Linked DNA regions of Homo sapiens: region 1 is linked to region 2. A link is a loop called in an ENCODE intact Hi-C map of the cell type or tissue named here. Cell type or tissue: Caco-2. All regions are shown on one strand. Links, peaks and the distances in the headings refer to the core of each region. The heading gives the core; the rest is flanking DNA.

The links. Peaks named below come from ENCODE experiments on the same cell type or tissue, not always from the same donor. Only the 100,000 strongest peaks of a DNase experiment are listed, where the experiment ranks them.
Region 1: it touches region 2 in a loop (4-fold over the local background); 5 of 110 quality-filtered maps call a loop at or near these places.

The regions. Positions count from the first base shown.
Region 1 is chr11:92,548,643-92,556,980 of GRCh38, reverse strand. All of the region lies in intron 3 of FAT3 (FAT atypical cadherin 3), which reads right to left. Among named protein-coding and RNA genes, the nearest start is that of FAT3, 330 kb to the right of the region's middle. RefSeq lists enhancers at 5,666-6,240, 6,241-6,815. In Caco-2, for the core only: CTCF peaks have their summits at 3,645 and 3,876; no DNase peak of the experiment used is centred there.
Region 2 is chr11:92,335,846-92,344,183 of GRCh38, reverse strand. The region is part of intron 1 of FAT3 (FAT atypical cadherin 3); the gene reads right to left. It also overlaps the pseudogene NDUFB11P1. Among named protein-coding and RNA genes, the nearest start is that of FAT3, 120 kb to the right of the region's middle. In Caco-2, for the core only: a CTCF peak has its summit at 3,187 (motif pointing left); a DNase peak (open chromatin) is centred at 3,163.

The DNA of each region.
Region 1 (8,338 bases), core at 100-8,099, 210 kb before region 2:
CAAATATTCATTGAATCCCTACTCTAAGCCAGGTTTAGATCAGGGGCATAAACAAATGAGGCAGTGTCAGGAGCTCAGGGCAGAGCTGGGAGACAGATACGTAAATGGTACGTTACATTTTAGGGTGTTATGAGTGTTGTAATTGGGCAATCATGGAGCATTTTCGAGGAATAATATGTAATGGAGCTGATTAGCAATTCTGTGACCTTTTTCTCTCCTGTGGTGGGCTTGGCAGCCTAAAAAGAGCAGTTACAACCAAGGACTGCAGGGACCCAGAGTTACAGCATGATAAATTGCGTGTGGAAACTTAAGCATGTTCATGAAACAAAGGTTCCTTGTAGTATTCCAGCACCTTGGAGAGTACCGCGCTCAGTGTAGGGCCTCACAGATATTTCTGATATCAGAAGATGAACACATGAATTAATTAACAAATCACCACAGCTTTTCAATGGGTAGGGAGGCATGTAAACAGAAAAAGAGAACCAAAGGATTATGAGAATTCAGTGTCAGGAATAGGACTTGATAAAAACATACCATCTTTGCCAAGGAAATGGGCTGAAGAATAGAAATGACTTAGATGGAAATGACCCATGGAGGCATTGTAGGCACTGAGACAAATGGTGAGGGCAAGGACAGAGAGGATGACGGCAAGCAAGGCACAGGGCACGTGACTGGTGGGAAAACATCCAGGAGTCTGGTAGATAACAGCTAAAAGAATAGCAAAAATTTAAAAGAAGAGCCTGGATATAAGTCACCTTGAATCCTCTTCCTCCAGGTTATGCAGAACAGGAGAATAGCCTTTACTTGATATGGTTTCCAGAAAAGTGCAGCCCTCTACAGTAAACTGAGTTGGCTATGAGCAAACTCATAAAACAATCATCATAGCCAACATTTGTTGAGCACTTATTATGTCCCAGGTGCTGAATTAAGCACTGTTTCCTTCATGACCTCATATAACACTCACCGTAATCCACAATAAACAGTACTATTATCAGTCCTATTTTTAAACCGAGCAGACCGAGGCTGTTAAGGTTTATGCTTACCTTGCCTGGTCACAAGCCACTAGTGGCAGAGCTGGGATATAAATGCAAAATCACACTCTTAACCAATAGGCTATAGAAAGGAACGACATAATGTAAGGTCTGTGGTGAGTGTGGTAATTTTATGTGTGTTTGTGTGTTTTTCATTAAAAACACAGAACTGCATAAAAGCCTTGGAATGAGTCTGTGAATCCTGCTGATTCTGCCAATGACTGAGCAGGGCTCTGACCCAGTCTTGAGGAAGAAGAGTAGCTGCCAGGATTAGTCAACACAGGCCACTGCTTTCCTTGTCTGCTCAGACACAAGGCACAAAGGGGCAGTGATAAGAGAGCAAGTTCTCTGCTGAGCTTGGCTCTGGGTGTTAGCTGAAAAGGAAATGACCAGAAGGTGGCCTAGACACACCTGAATGAACAAACCAATACAAGCCTTAAAGAAAAACTAGATTTGGCCCAGGAGTTAGAGGTACGCAAACTGTTATCCCAGAGGGCACTTGGCTTAATAAAAAAGAAAAACATCTTCAAATAACCACAGCTTCCCATTTCAATTTAAAACTAATTTTAAGGCACACAGTTTAAGTTATTTCCAATGCAAAGTTACATAATATTACTACTAACCGTAACCAAAGGAAACATATTTTCTCATTTCCCACTCAGCTATTGAAATCGTTAATGCTGCAATACAATCCCTATTACATTATTGTAGTGACAATCACAGAATCGCAGCATCATCTCATCAAGTTATCTCATATTCCAGGAAGAGAACATTTTTCTCTGGGTTTGCAGTACCTGCAAATTTTCAATTGAAAGCACCAACTAGTCCTAGATATAATGGGAAAAAATTGAAACAAGAGTTGATTGGTGTGTATAGTGGGTGTGTGTGGTCTCAAAGCTTTTGTCATGACCATAGGATTGAAAACCATTGCTCTGTAGTAGTATTTTCTTCCTAAGATACTGGCAAATTAGCACAGTCAGACAAATGAATAAAATGATGCTGCTGGCGCTTTAATCCCCAGTGGCATCTTCTCTCGCAGATTATGAGCTTCAGTGCAGCAGACACGGCAGGATCAGAAGCTGCAGAGAAGATGCTTCACACTTCTGTAGTGACAAGCGCAGCAGTGCACATGGCCATCAAAGAGACTGGCAACAACGCACCATGACACAGATAGCACACGGTTCTTCATAAGGAAAGGAGACTTTGCCTGTAACCAGCATGTATGGGCAATAGACAATATAAGGCCTGGCACAAAAGCGGGGCAGAGAATATACTCCTGACTTTTACATTATGTTTAGAAGAAGTGAGATCAAAATTGGTATTAGAGTTAGGCTATAACTGCTACCAGCATTGATCTCATGCACTAAGCCAGGGGTTGCTCCCTACTTCTACAGTATCCCCTCTAGTAATGGCTTTGAAATAGACAGTTAATGCTGCCAACTCCTCCATTCTTTTTTTTTTTTTTTTTTTTTTTTTTTTTTTTTTTTTGAGATGGAGTCTCACTCTTTCGCCCAGGTTGGAGTGCAGTGGCGCAATCTCGGCTCACTGCAAGCTCCGCCTCCCAGGTTCACGCCATTCTCCTGCCTTAGCCTCCCAAGTAGCTGTGACTACAGGCACCTGCCACCACGCCTGGCTAATTTTTTCTATTTTTAGTAGAGACAGGGTTTCACCGTGTTAGCCAGGATGGTGTGGATCTCCTGACTTTGTGATCTGCCCGCCTCGGCCTCCCACAGTGCTGGGATTACAGGCATGAGCCACTGCGCCCGGCCTCCTCCATTCATTTTCTTTCTTCCCTGAACCAAATCCTATCCTGCCCTGCATCTCACAATAACAAAGAAACAGGGAGCTGGACACGGTGGCTCACACCTGTAATCCCAGCACTTTGGGAGTCTAAGGTGGGCAGATCACCTGAGGTCAGGAGTTCCAGACCAGCCTGGCCAACATGGTGAAATCCCGTCTCTACTAAAGATACAAACATTATCCAGGCATAAAAGTGGGCTCCTGTAATTCCAGCTACTTGGGAGGCTGAGGCAGGAGAACCACTTGAACCTGGTAGGCAGAGCTTGCAGTGAGCCGAAATTGCACCACTGCACTCCAGCCTGGGCAACAAGAGTGATACTCTGTCTCAAAAAAAAGAGAAAGAAAGAAAAAAGAAAGAAGGAAGGAAGGAAGGAGAAAGAAAGAGAGAAAGAGAGAGAGAAAGGGAGAAAGAAAGAAACAACGAAAAAGGAAGGAAGGAAGGAAGGAAGGAAGGAAGGAAGGAAGGAAGGAAGGGACGGAGATTCTAGAATTTATGTCTACAATTTTCCCATCAATGCTCCCTAGAGTTTAGGTCTGCTCCCAGTGTGGCCAAGGGCCCAAGGCCCAGGTTCCTTCATTGTTTTGCACAGAAACATCTGGTTTTAATGTGTACTACCAGCCTTCTCACATTCTAAAGTTGAACAGATGCCCGGTAACCTACAGAACCCAATGTCAGAACACACTAGCCATGAATTCCTTCTTTCTGGAAGAAACAGCCCTCCAAACTCTAAGCTCTTTGAAGCTAATACTTGTGCCTTATTCATCTTTGTATCTAATGAAGTAGAGATGTGAGATACATCTTTTGGCACTAAGCAGGAACTCTGCAAACATTTGTGATACCTGATATTGGGCTTATTATTACTTCAAAAAGAAAAGATAGAAAATATCTTATATATGAACAAGATGTGACCTTTGATCTAAGAGTAAAGAATTGATGTTTATAGTTGCAAAAATACAACTGGAATATTAATTTTTCGCAGCATTATTGTAAAAGGCCATAAGGTGGTGATATTACTCCTTGAAAAACCTGTTTTGTTTTTTTGGCTTAGGAATGAGAAGAAGCTGAAAAGTGCTCTTGTTTTTCTGTCTCTCAATTTCTTTTTTTTCTTTCTGTCTCTATCTTCCTCTATTTCCTTCCATATTTCCTCTATTTCCTTCCATATTTCCAATTCTTTTTTCTTTTCTTTTATTTTTTTTTGTTTGAACGTGTCTCACTCTGTCACCCAGGCTGGAGTGCAGTGGCACGATCTCGGCTCACTGCAACTTCCACCTCTGGGGTTCAAGCAATTCTCCTGCCTCAGACTCCCCTGTAGCTGGGATTACAGGCACGTGCCATCATGCCTGGCTAACAATTCTTTTTTTTTTTCTTTTTACTGTAAGTTTTTAAGATATTATGAAAGTGTCAGGGACCATGTTAGATAGTGCTAAACATAAACAGTAGGCATTACAGCAAAAATGTCAACAAATCCTGAGACTTTAAGATTAAAGGCTTTGTTATTTATCTTGTAAATAGCAGACCATGAACTTGAATTCAGAACTCAGTAATCTAAAAATCATAACTCATTTTACCATATGAACTCATTTTCATCTTTCCCTCTCTCTCAACAGAAAATGAATAAAGTACATTCCCTATTTTATTGGCAATAGTAAATATAAGTTCTAGCATACATTTTAAGAACCAAAAATAGAATATTTTTTGTTTCTTTCTCTATAAGATTTTGAAAAGTGAGCTTGTATTTACTAATATAATTCCCATTTAATATTTTCCATGTGAGTATGTGACTTTTACAAAGAGCACTCCAATCTAAATTATTTACAATTTATTTATTCACATTGTAATTCATTAAAAACACATCAAATCTTTATTTTAAGAGAGAAAGAATGTGTCTCTTTAAGTGACTTGTCCATGATTTTCTACTGTTATTCAATAACTGCTTGATGCTGAGAAGGCAGAAATTTTCATTTGAATTCTTGTATTTAAATTTTTACATCACTGGCTGCAACCACGGGGTATGGGCAATTTGTAATGTTAGCAATTTTTTAGATGCTGAATATTAAAATCTACTTTTGTATTTCAAGGATTATTTCTAATTACATGCACAATTGCTGATCCATCTGCCTACTACATAGATGTCTGTGGTTATATATGCTTGAATAATTATTGAAAATTAAATAACATCATAAACAGTCAAATTAATTTATCTGAGCATACCAAAGGCAGGAAGCCTGCTCTAGTATAAAACATTATTTGCCTGGAGAAACATAAAGACAGATTTATCTTATACACCAAATTTCTCACATTCTATTCTAACTTGATGGAGTTTTCTTTGTTTTTGTTTTTGTTTTCTTAAAGAAACCCGAAAGTTGAAACACAAAACACTTGAGAAGTATTATGGAATAGCAACACACCTTAGCTAGATGAGTAATTTAAAATTTTAGTCTAAATATATTTCACTGTCAAAATAAGTCCATAGTGTGTCTCCTCTAATAACATAACCAAGTACAGCTGTTTCAGTAAGAAATGGTTTCTTTGAATGTTTTAAGATAATACAGAATTGTAAAAGGAAAGATTCCTCACTTGTCTTCTATTTCTACAATAGCAGGAGTCATTGTAAAATACAGAAGGTTGAACTGCAGGGTCTATGAAAATTGAGTTAATCCAAATTTCAGCAGAAGGCTTGAAGAAAAGTTTATTGATGAGAAAACACACACACACACACACACACACACACACAAAACAAAAAAAACATGGGACCAAGATCACCTAGGCCCAAGTTGCAATCAGATGGAAGGCAGAGGAGAATGAGGCCCCATATTTTAAATGCAACCAAGATGGATAGACATTTACAGAATAGTTTTCCCAGAGTAGAGAGATTTAGAAAGCCCTAGAGAATGCAAGTTTGAACCTTGTATTTCTACTACAGGTTCTTTCAGAAGGTGAAATTCAGACAGGATCCAGATACCTGCTGTAATTGAGGTATTTGCTCACCTCCAATTGGTCTCTAACTAACCTTTGGAGCTCAGCCCTGCCTCACAGGGATCAGATCAGGGCTGTGAAGAATAATGGGTGGACAGGTATCAACACTCTGTCTGAGACTCAGCCTCATCTTGGCCAGATAGTTCAGAATACGGGGACTGGGCGATGCTTAAAGACTGAGGATGGTGTGATTTCAAGGTGATATCAATAAATCAAGAAGAAGAGGGCTTCCAAATCAAATTTAATACCCAAGGAAAGATTTGCATTTCAATATGGAAGGGCACTCCTTTTGCTAAGCACTTTAAAGACCCAAATATACCCATGCCAGGGACATTTTAGCATGAAGCCTATAAAGAAGTACACTTGCACACAAAACACTCTCTTTTAAAAAAAAAAAAAAAAGATAAATGTGGCAACCAGGTGAAAGGAACAAGGTAATTCTAAAAGTCCTAGCTTTCACTTGGCAGGAGATTTGGGTAATAGCTTGCCAATTGCTGGTAACTGCTGCCAAGTATGAGGACTGCTGTGCTCAAATTGCTGGCAATGGCCACCTATTGTTTGTGAATGACTGTCTTAGCAGGGGACTCTGCAGAGAGGCTACTCAGGTCAGCAGGGAGGAGGATTTGGCCAATACTCCCAGTGGTCATCATAGTCTAATGCAATGAAGTCACAAGACAGCAGTTTTAGAATGAGGACAACTATGAAAATTTCCCTGGAAAAGATTCTGCATCTTGAGCCAGTATATATATTTAAATCTGCAGATAGATATATCCTCTGCAAAATAAATTACAAAATAATATCAATAATTATCCACTCTAATCACTGAACATTTACAACATCACAGTGAGCAGCTTCCTGGCTCTTCTCTCTTGGCTGGTGTTCTATTTCTTTAAACTGAGTGGTAATACAGTACACAATGCTCATATATGTGAAAAAAAGACCCCTTTTGGAAATTTTGCTTGGGGAACTCAAATACATACACCTTGACATTTCTTTTACAGCCTAATTTCTTAGCATTATCTGTGAAATACCATTTAAAGTGATTTAAAACAAAAATTGGCTTTTAATTCTTGAAAGTTTTTCCCTTTTCAGGTCAAGAGACAATGCAGACTCTACAAGCTCTAGAGTATATCAGAAGTGGGATTAATCCTAACTCTTCCATTTACAGGCTGTGTGATTATGGCCCATTTCTAAAACTCTCTGAGCTTCAGTACCCTTGTTTATAAAATGCAGCTAATCATAATGCCCTCCTCTGGCTTATTGGAATGAAATGAAATGAGAGTATATATGTAAAGCGTTCCTATTACTAAAAAATGTTGGGTATCATTAATCTCTCTATCCACGGTGTATTGTACAAAAAAACAGGATCTTGAGTCAATGAATCTGGCCTTGGGTCCTGATTCTTCTATTTACTAACTGACTCTGGCAAGTTAGATTTCTAAACATTAATTTCTTCAATGACAAACTTGGAGTGATTATATAATGCCACATTATATAATATCACTTCAGTGTGTTATTGTGAGCATTAAATAATGAATGCTAAGTATGTTTGGCAAAGATAAACCAAGATATAAGTTATCATCATCATCATCAACCTGTACCTTAAGTAAATGCCAAAGTCATAACATTGTCATATGTCTTCCTCTACCATAAACTGAGTCTCACTGCATAATCCATCTTCCAGCTCAATGGGGCCATGTAACCGAAGAGGAGAGAAAGGTACTTCAATGACTGCTGAAATACCAGTGAAAATGGTGGTAAGTGAAAAATAAATCCTTAATTTCCAGCATTGTAAGAGTAAATGATTCCTTTATGATTAAAGCAGCAGAAAACAGTTTGAATGGGAACCTTGGCTTGAAATATTGTAATCTACAACTAGTTCTGCTTGAATCAAAATACGGATTATTGCTGGCCCTAAATGAAAACGCCCTGATAGTGGGGATACTATCCAGGACAAGAAAAAATGTGAATGAGTCTGTAAGGAAGTGGATATCCAATAGTATCTATTACCTTTCTCAGAAGAAGGGGGGACAATTATGACATTTTTCAGCATTTAGAACCATTTGGCACCCAGAAGAAGTAATCTATAAAGGTGTTTTCAGGCTTATATAGCTTTAGAATCTGACAGTTAACATTAAGATCTTGGCAGTCTAATTAGCCAGGTTTTCTGCTTTTAATCAATTGACTTAATATACTAAATAAGAGAATATAAGCTTGATGCCAACAATACATGGTTGACACTGTTGGCCAATAAAAACTGCAAATGCCAACTTCTCTCACTTCTTTATTAAATTTTAAATTCCACACAAATAACCAGTCTTATCACTTCAGATAAGCTTTGGTTTAAATTACATTTAAAATATGTTTTTCACTTAGTAAGGAAAATACCCCCTCTCTCACTTCTTCCCTACCTTCCCAAGTCAAAAACAAAGCAAAACAAAAGACTTTTTCAGAAAGATCTTTTACTGAGGTGATTCATAAAAGTTACACTGCTATAGGTTTCTAGGGAAACTTAGCCAATAATCTATGT
Region 2 (8,338 bases), core at 134-8,133:
GGGAAGTGAAACCATGGATAAGTGAGGACTACAGCACCTATTGTCTACTTTTACTATTAGAAATGAAGTTCCATGGTGCATAGTCAGAATTCAGTAAATACTTGTTACATGCACAATCATGCTATGTAATTTGGGATCCCAAGGGATATAATATGTACAATTTCAAAAATCTATTTGATCATGAATTCCTTTCTTTCCCCCTATACCCCACACCTATACTGCAAAGTCTTAAAGAAAGAGTGTTTTGTGAAATAAAATTGGGTCAACATTGAGTCTAAGCTAGACACTGTGGCTCTAGCTGCCTGGAAAGCTTTGGAAGTGAGGTATAATCAATCCCAAGATTCTGAAGACTTTCATTATTCTCCTTCCTCCTACACCATATCATAGGGTACAAATTCTCATGTTAACTAAGCTGAGTGTCATCCCTGAAGAAACTGTTCCAATACTTGTCATATAAACACATCCCCACATTTCGACTGAAGAATGAGACAACTGCTCCATAATTTGCTGTGCTAAACTTTTTTCCCACTAGAAAAAAAGCAAATAGAGAATTTGCACAGTTCTGTGAGCTACAAGGTCTAACACGAAGAGAAGAATCTTCTCAAGGTTGAATAATCATCCATATATTTTCATAATTTTTCTTATCTAGTTTTACTTAGTCAATGGCCAAAAGTAGTCAGCCAAGTCAAAAATATCCTGAAATACAAAACCAAAAGCCAAGGTCATATTTCACCTCTCTGTGGAAAACTCTGCTTGTCTACCCTGAGCTCTAAGTCTAAGTATGGCTTTATAACAAGAAGAGTATTTTATTTACAGGGATATGATATCACCTTTGTCATTCTGCACAAGGGAAAAAAAAATCCCTAACCAAAGCCTTCAGCTGGTTCTGCCAAATAGCCAAGTAGACTACGACCAAAACCCAACCTTTTTCATCATAATAATACTGTAAATTCTAGCTTTTTCCAGTGGTGCAAATCTTCCTGTCTAAGAGTGGTCTCTTAGGAAAGAAGTCAGTCAGCATGCAGCAAGAGTAATTCAAGTTGATTCTGAGAAAAATGGAAGATTCAGCCACACAGCGGCAGTGTTACGAATACCCTCCTTTATTTTCTCCCTAGGTACTAGAAATATTTCCATACAACACTGGTTAATGTCAAGTATCATTTCATCAGTAAATGCTTCAAATTCAGGAGTAATTCAACCAGGGGCTATCAGAAGGAAAGATTAGCATGTTGTTCAAGCCTTTTAAAAATCACTTCTCTCTCTGGAGAAAGAAATTCATCATGGTATAAGAGAAAAAAAAAGTAAGGAGAGGATATAATTTGCTCCTATGCTTGGCTGTCTGAAAAAATGTGCCAGAAAAATGCATGATTTCATTTTTTCTCTTGTAGGCCTCGCTGACAGAAACCAAAGGGTAAATATATTAGTATTCTCTCATGCTTACGATTTTTAAAAAAGAAAGAAAAAAAAGAAAACCTTTTCTAGTAATAGCACTTACTCTGGAAAAACAGCTTGGAAGAGAAAAGGGGCCAAATCATTTCAAATGGGACAAATAAATAGTGTTAATTCCAATAGTCGGGGGGCAAAATGTAGTTCAGAAAAAAAAGTGCTTGGAGAGCCTCTGATTGCTACAGTCTGACACAATGGATTTTTACTGCTCTGCCAAGTTCCTGCCATCTGTTATATTTCCAAAAGTTAACATCTTTTTAGCCATCCCAATTGCCATTCCTCTTTAAAAGTGAGTCTCTTTCAAGGAAAAGAGAATCTACAAAGTAAAATCGGAAGATACGAAAGCAGAAGATAGAGGACCTTCCCTTGTTGCACCCCTTTCCTGTTGAGAAAGAGATGGTAACGCAGGGCAAGGGGAAAGCCAGTGGATGGTGGGGAGGGGAGGCTTGGGCATACGTAGAGCTGCCATACATCATTGAGGTGAAGGGGCATCACGTGACCATTTTCCAAAGAATGGAAACGCCAAGAAAAGATGTAACAAATGATAAGACATCCTGAAGTTTGTGGAGGACTTATGAGAGAATAATAATTCAGTTCCAAATCTTACCACGTTTACACATGGGACCAGTTCTTGCCCTAGACAAAGCAGACACAGGCTCAAGCAGGTGGTTTTGTAAGTGCTTGTCTATTTGGCTAAACGTCCCCCAAGAATGTAAGGCAGCAACACTGAGTTCATCCATGGTAGGTAGACAATGAAAACTTGCTAAAATGAATTGAATGAGAAGAGTGATACACACTCAGCTCTCTAAAATGGGATAATATTAGCTATATCTGGCTTCATGAAGGTTGGGATATGAGCAGATGAGTATCAGGAGAGGAGAAGGGAGAAAATAATTATGCAAGAAATAAAGAAACAATATATCACGAAATGGCTGAGACTCTAAAATAGTATTTCAGGCAGCAATCTGAATGAACTCAAAAAGGAAAAGAAGAAACCAAACAGCTTAACATATATTAATAGAAGGATGAACATACTGCAGAGAGGTAGAAATTATAGCATGGGAAGAGAAAAAGAAGCTTATCTGGAAATAGGCAGCAATAAGCATTCCAAGGATTTAAAAGAGCTTGCATGTGGGTCAAGGAATACAATCCAAAAGTTTGCTGACAATCCAGAAATCTTGTCAGTCTTGTCTCCTGATATTACCATCACTGAAAACTGTGTCTTAGCAAACAAGGCAAAATGCAAATCTTGTTCCTTCGGCTCTCCCGTATTCCCCATTAAGGTTATTTATTATTGACTGGTGCATATAAGCCCACATTGCCTGGATTAGTACTCAGTGCTAATGAGACCAAGGTCACCCCTTCAATGACCACAGGGGACTACCCACAGAGTCTTTCTTCCTAAGAACAGGTCAACATGGACACCTCTCAACTACCCTCCATCTCCACTAAAGAGCCCGAGGCTGCAGAATCCTGAGTCAGTGGGATCCTCTTCCTGTATGCTCACTTAAGAAAACATATTTTCTTACAGGGACGGGACATCTGTAGACATTTTTGTAGACACGCCTTAAAGAAAGTGTCCAAGAACCTCCAGCTAGTTATTTCAGCATAAGCAACCTCAGCCTAACATTCTAGGTCCAGGACAGGGTTACTATCCCAAGGCAACCACAAATAGACCAGATGTGACATCGCCCAGCCCTTCAGAGTTGGCCTGAGTAGAATGCTGCCCCCTAGAGGTGCTGCCACAGAGACTAAGACAAAGCCAGGTGATGGAGCTCATCCTAAGAGAAAACTAGTCTTCCGGATCTCCGCAAATCCTGCTGCACATCCCAAATTTTGACAACTGCGTCTTAGCTAAGAAGGCAAAATGCAAATCTGGCTCCTTCAGCTCTCCCATAGTCCCCATTAAAGTTATTTATTATTGACTGGTGCATATAAGCCCACATTGCCTGGATTAGTTAGTACTCAGTGCTAATGAGACCAAGGTCACCCCTTCAATCACCACATGGGACTACCCACAGAATATTCCTAACAACAGGTCAACGTGGATCTTTGGAAGAATTAGAACTCGGGGTGGGTAAGGTATGGCCAATGAAGTGACTTCCTAGGACATGTTGTATCCTTGAAATGAAGTTACCAAGGACAATCAGCTTGTTTTGCTCCTCCAATCCCCTCTTTGGGATCCTGGTATCATTTTTGAAACTGAAAGCCAGAGTGAGAAAGCAATCCAATGCAGACGGTTCAAACAGAACATGAATGCATATGAACTCAGTGAGCTCAAATACAGTTAAGGCCGTGGAGACACAGCAGATTACACTTCACAGCCAATGAGGTGAATGAGAGAACAACTAAGGGGCCAGGTATCAGTTGACTGTGCAAAAGATGACAGCAACCCTACAGCCTTAAGCCGCTTACCAGTCTGACATCTCCACTCTCATCCCCTCCATAGGACTCCTGCTACAACCAACCAGCCACTTAGCTGAAACCTACACAAATCCTAGCCCTGCAGAAACACTTCAATGCCTTTCCCATGCTTTCAGGATAATAAAGACCAAAACTGACAAGGCTGTGGCTGAAAAGGTTCCGCCAAATTTGAGCCTGGCTTTTTTTTTTTTTTTTTTTTTTTGAGATGGAGTCTTGCTCTGTTGCCCAGGCTGGAGTGCAGTGGCAACATCTCCACTCACTGCAAGCTCTGCCTCCCAGGTTCACGCCATTCTCCTGCCTCAGCCTCCCGAGTAGCTGGGACTACAGGGGCCCGCCACCACGCCTGGCTAATTTTTTGTATTTTTAGTAGAGACGGGGTTTCACTGTGTTAGCCAGGATGGTCTCGATCTCCTGACCTCGTGATCGCCCATCTTGGCCTCCCAAAGTGCTGGAATTACAGGCTTGAGCCACCGCGCCTGGCCCCTGGCTTCCTGTTTGGCTTATCTCAAACCACTCTCTGCTTTCCAGCGACACTGGCCTTTTTTTGATCCTAGTAGAGCAGGTCCCACCTCAGGAGTCTGCACATTTCCCAAGTTCAACTGGCTTCCCCTGCCCTGATTTCCCATTATAAAAACATGCACAGAGTCACTGCAGCTTCCATATTCCTCAGGACAGATTTATGTCATCTCCACAATTAGGTCTGGCCCCTGTCATGTGTCCTCAGAGCACACAGAACATTTCATTTGCAATACTTACTATTATTCTAAATATATTTTAGTAAGACTATTTGACTAATATCTGTTACTCCAACTTGACTATAAACCGAACGAAGAAAGGCACTTTCTCTTTGGACATCAGTTACCCCACACAAAACGTACATACTACTGGGCACATAGTAGGTGCTCAATAAATATTTGTTGTTTAATGAACTACAAATGTCTTATGAAACTCCAAGAAAACATAGGATTAGATCAGTGTTTTCCCATAGAGTAAGGGGCAATTTTGACCCCCATGGGACATTTGGCAATCTCTACAGACATTTTTTGTTATCACAATGAGAATGATGCTGCAGGCATCTAGTGGGTATAGGCCAGAGATGCTACTAAATGTCCTACCCAGGACAGCCCCCAAAACACAGAACTTACATGCCTAATATGTCAATACTGTTGAAGTTGAGAAACCCTAGATTAGCGGAACTAATTCAACTATATTGGGAAGGATAGAGCCAATGATATATTAATAGAAAAAAACAACTCCCAAAAGGAATTTTTACATAGCTGAGGCACTGCATAGAGCTCTTCTGCTGCCATTGAGAGGTTCTGGGGATCATGTTCCATGCAAGGTCAGCTCTGCATGGCTGAGGTTAGAAACTGGGTTCCCTTCCACTGGAGCTGGGATGACTTCCATCCCTACAATGTAAACCTGACTGGGTTCTGAGGTCCCCACCCACAACAGATAATTAAGGATCCATCACCTCTTGGTGGTAGAACCAAGATTTCTCCAGGAACTGTTCGCATGTAGCAAGGCCATCAGTCACCTTGACAGCTAGAATCCCCGTTTGTTCCCAAGGACTAATGTTCTCTAGTTTTTGGCCAACCTGACTCGTATCTCACTCTTTACAGACGCATTTATTCTGCCAACAAAATCAAGACCCCAGAAGACTAATCTTCTCAAGTCAACATAGGGCCACCTCTCCAGAGGCTCGCATAATTTTCTCTGCTTGACTACCAAGACCACAGCCTCCCAGGCCTTCGAGTGGCCTCACTTTTCCATGGCTTTGAGGAAATCATTTTACTCTGCAGCATGGTTTACGAGGCAGCGGCTGTCAAATCCTGCCCCGCATTGTGAAATCAAGCACAATCCCCATAATTCTACCCCAAGCTACAATAACCTAAACAGATTTTAAATGCCTCTCCTTAATATCAACAGCTTCTGCAAAGGAAATAGGATCATTGCTTTGATAAGCCTTAAACTAAGAAGCCTCATTCCATGTAGGTAAGTAGATAGTTTTCTTCTAGGCCACCCCTGAGTATATGTTGTTAAAAACCAAGTGTACATGTTGCCACTAATTATGTAATACAAATAAATAGTTTACACAGCATATGTAAACTGTGAAATGGGGAAAGCAGCAATTTTGAGCATCCACAGCAGATGTTTAGGGCAGCTGTACAGGGAAGCTGACAAGAATTTAGATGAAATTTATTTTAATGTCCCACAAGAGTCAGGGAAAATTTGTTTAACCTTTACCAAACTATTCCACCCAAGGAGTTCAGATCTGAATTTTCTTTTAGAATAGATTTCTATTGTTGTGTTTAACATGCCTTTCCTATTTCCTCGTTTTTTAAAAAAAAATCTAAAGAAGAGGCTCTAGTGATTTGACCACTATGAACAAATGTCATTCAGCCATTACAAATGTAAGCCCAGAAACGTGCTTTTCAATGCCCATGATTTGGCAACAAATGTTACAAGAGTAAATGATATTAATAAGGAATTTAGCAACAGAGAAGCTTGTACAACAAGTACTTCGAGGTTTGAACTTGAATAATCCAATAGACTATACTATTGTTTTCAAGAACTACTTTCCGTCAAGTGCGGTGGCTTACGCCTGTAATCCAGCACTTTGGGAGGCCGAGGCATATGGATCACCTGAGGTCAGGAGTTCGAGACCAGCCTGGCCAACATGGCGAAACCCTGTCTCTACTAAAAATACAAAAATTAGCTGGGCGTGGTGGCAGGCAGCTGTAATCTCAGCTACTCAGGAGGCTGAGGCAGGAGGATGGCTTGAACCCAGGAGGCAGAGGTTGCAGTGAGCTGAGATCTCACCATTGCACTCCAGCCTGGGCAATGAGAGGGAAATTCCATCTCAAAACAAAAAACAAACAAACAAAAAAACTGTTTTCCAGATCAAAAAGAAAAATGTTAGCTCCCAGCCTTATGTGGCTTAACAATACCATCCTTCCATTACTTTTATGTTTTTGGGAGAAAGAACAAATGATAAAATTGGCAAAAAATTACTTAGACTAAATGTCCTGAACCAGAAATTCGGGCATCAACTACCCTTTGCCTCACACATATTTCTGCAAGATCAAGTACCAGGCATTAAAGAAATATTTGTTGAATTGGGAAACAGTGTAGCAAATAGCTAACACAGAATAAGTTCTTACCAGGTTGCAAGATCTTACACATCATTGCTATGTTATCTAAGCTAACTTAAAGGTTTGTGTTTCTAGAGTCAGGGATGTTAAGAGGCAGGAACTTCAGCGGATGTTTACAGCACCAGCCTCACCAGGGAAGTAAAACAATGCTTCTGAGGGCTGAGTATATGTCACACAGGCTGGCGGATGGCAACGATAAAATGAGGGTCCAAGCCCCAGACCAAAAGTAAGTGGTTATAATACTATTATATTTTAAAAGGGTTTTAATGGAAGACCAAAGAACATGCTTATTTGCCATCCTCTCACAGAATCTTAGATGAAAGTCATATAGCCTAGGACTCTACTTCTCCTACTCGAGTTTACTTGGATTCAACATTTCACTACCAGACCATCAAGAAAAATTATCTGATAGTTTCAGATTATTTGATTTTGTTAATCAAATACCTTCTGGTTATTTGGTTTTATTAAAAATGGCCAAAAAATTCAGTTCTGTTCTAGGCCATCATAATATTGATCTCTCCACTAAGTAAACATGAAGCAGATAAATTATTTGTATAATTTTGTCCTTTACAGTTCATGGAAAGGCATCAAATCTTTATCATCTGTATTATAAAATCCACATAGAGTCTATAGGAGTTGGAGACCCTGTAGGACTATCTGTCATGGCAGTTGGGCTGTTAAGTTTGAGCGCTCCCAGTCTTTTGGCGGCAGTGGTGATGCAAAGGCTCTTGGCCACCCACCTCCGCTGGGAATCCAGCTTCTCCAGGACTGTGGTCGCCCTGTCTGCTGTGGTGGGAAAACAGCCCCCGGAACTGACCGTACATTGGCAGGAGGACCCAGATCCTGAGGACAAAAACTTCTATGAGAAGAACCCAGACTCCCATTGCTATGACAAGGACCCCATTTTGGACATCTGGAACATGTGAGTTGTCTTCTTCTTTGGCGTCTCCATTGTCCCGGTCCTTGGCAGCACCTTTGTGGCCTATCTGCCTGATTACAGGATGCGAGAGTGGGCCCACTGCAGAGCTGAGATGCTTGTGAAATACCGAGAGGCCAAAGACCTTCCCATCATGGAATCCAACTGCTTCAACCCCAGCACGATCCAGTTGCCAGAGGATGAGAACTGACCAGTTGCTGAGTGGAGCTCAAGAAGCACCACCTTCCCCACCCCTTGCCTGCCATTCTGACCTAATTAAAGGGGCTGAAAGTCTGAAAAAAAAATCCATAGGAGTCAATGCATACCAATCTGATGTTTTTGAAACTTTGGACTTTGTTGTGTCTGTTTGATTTTGGGATTGATTTTGGAATGATTG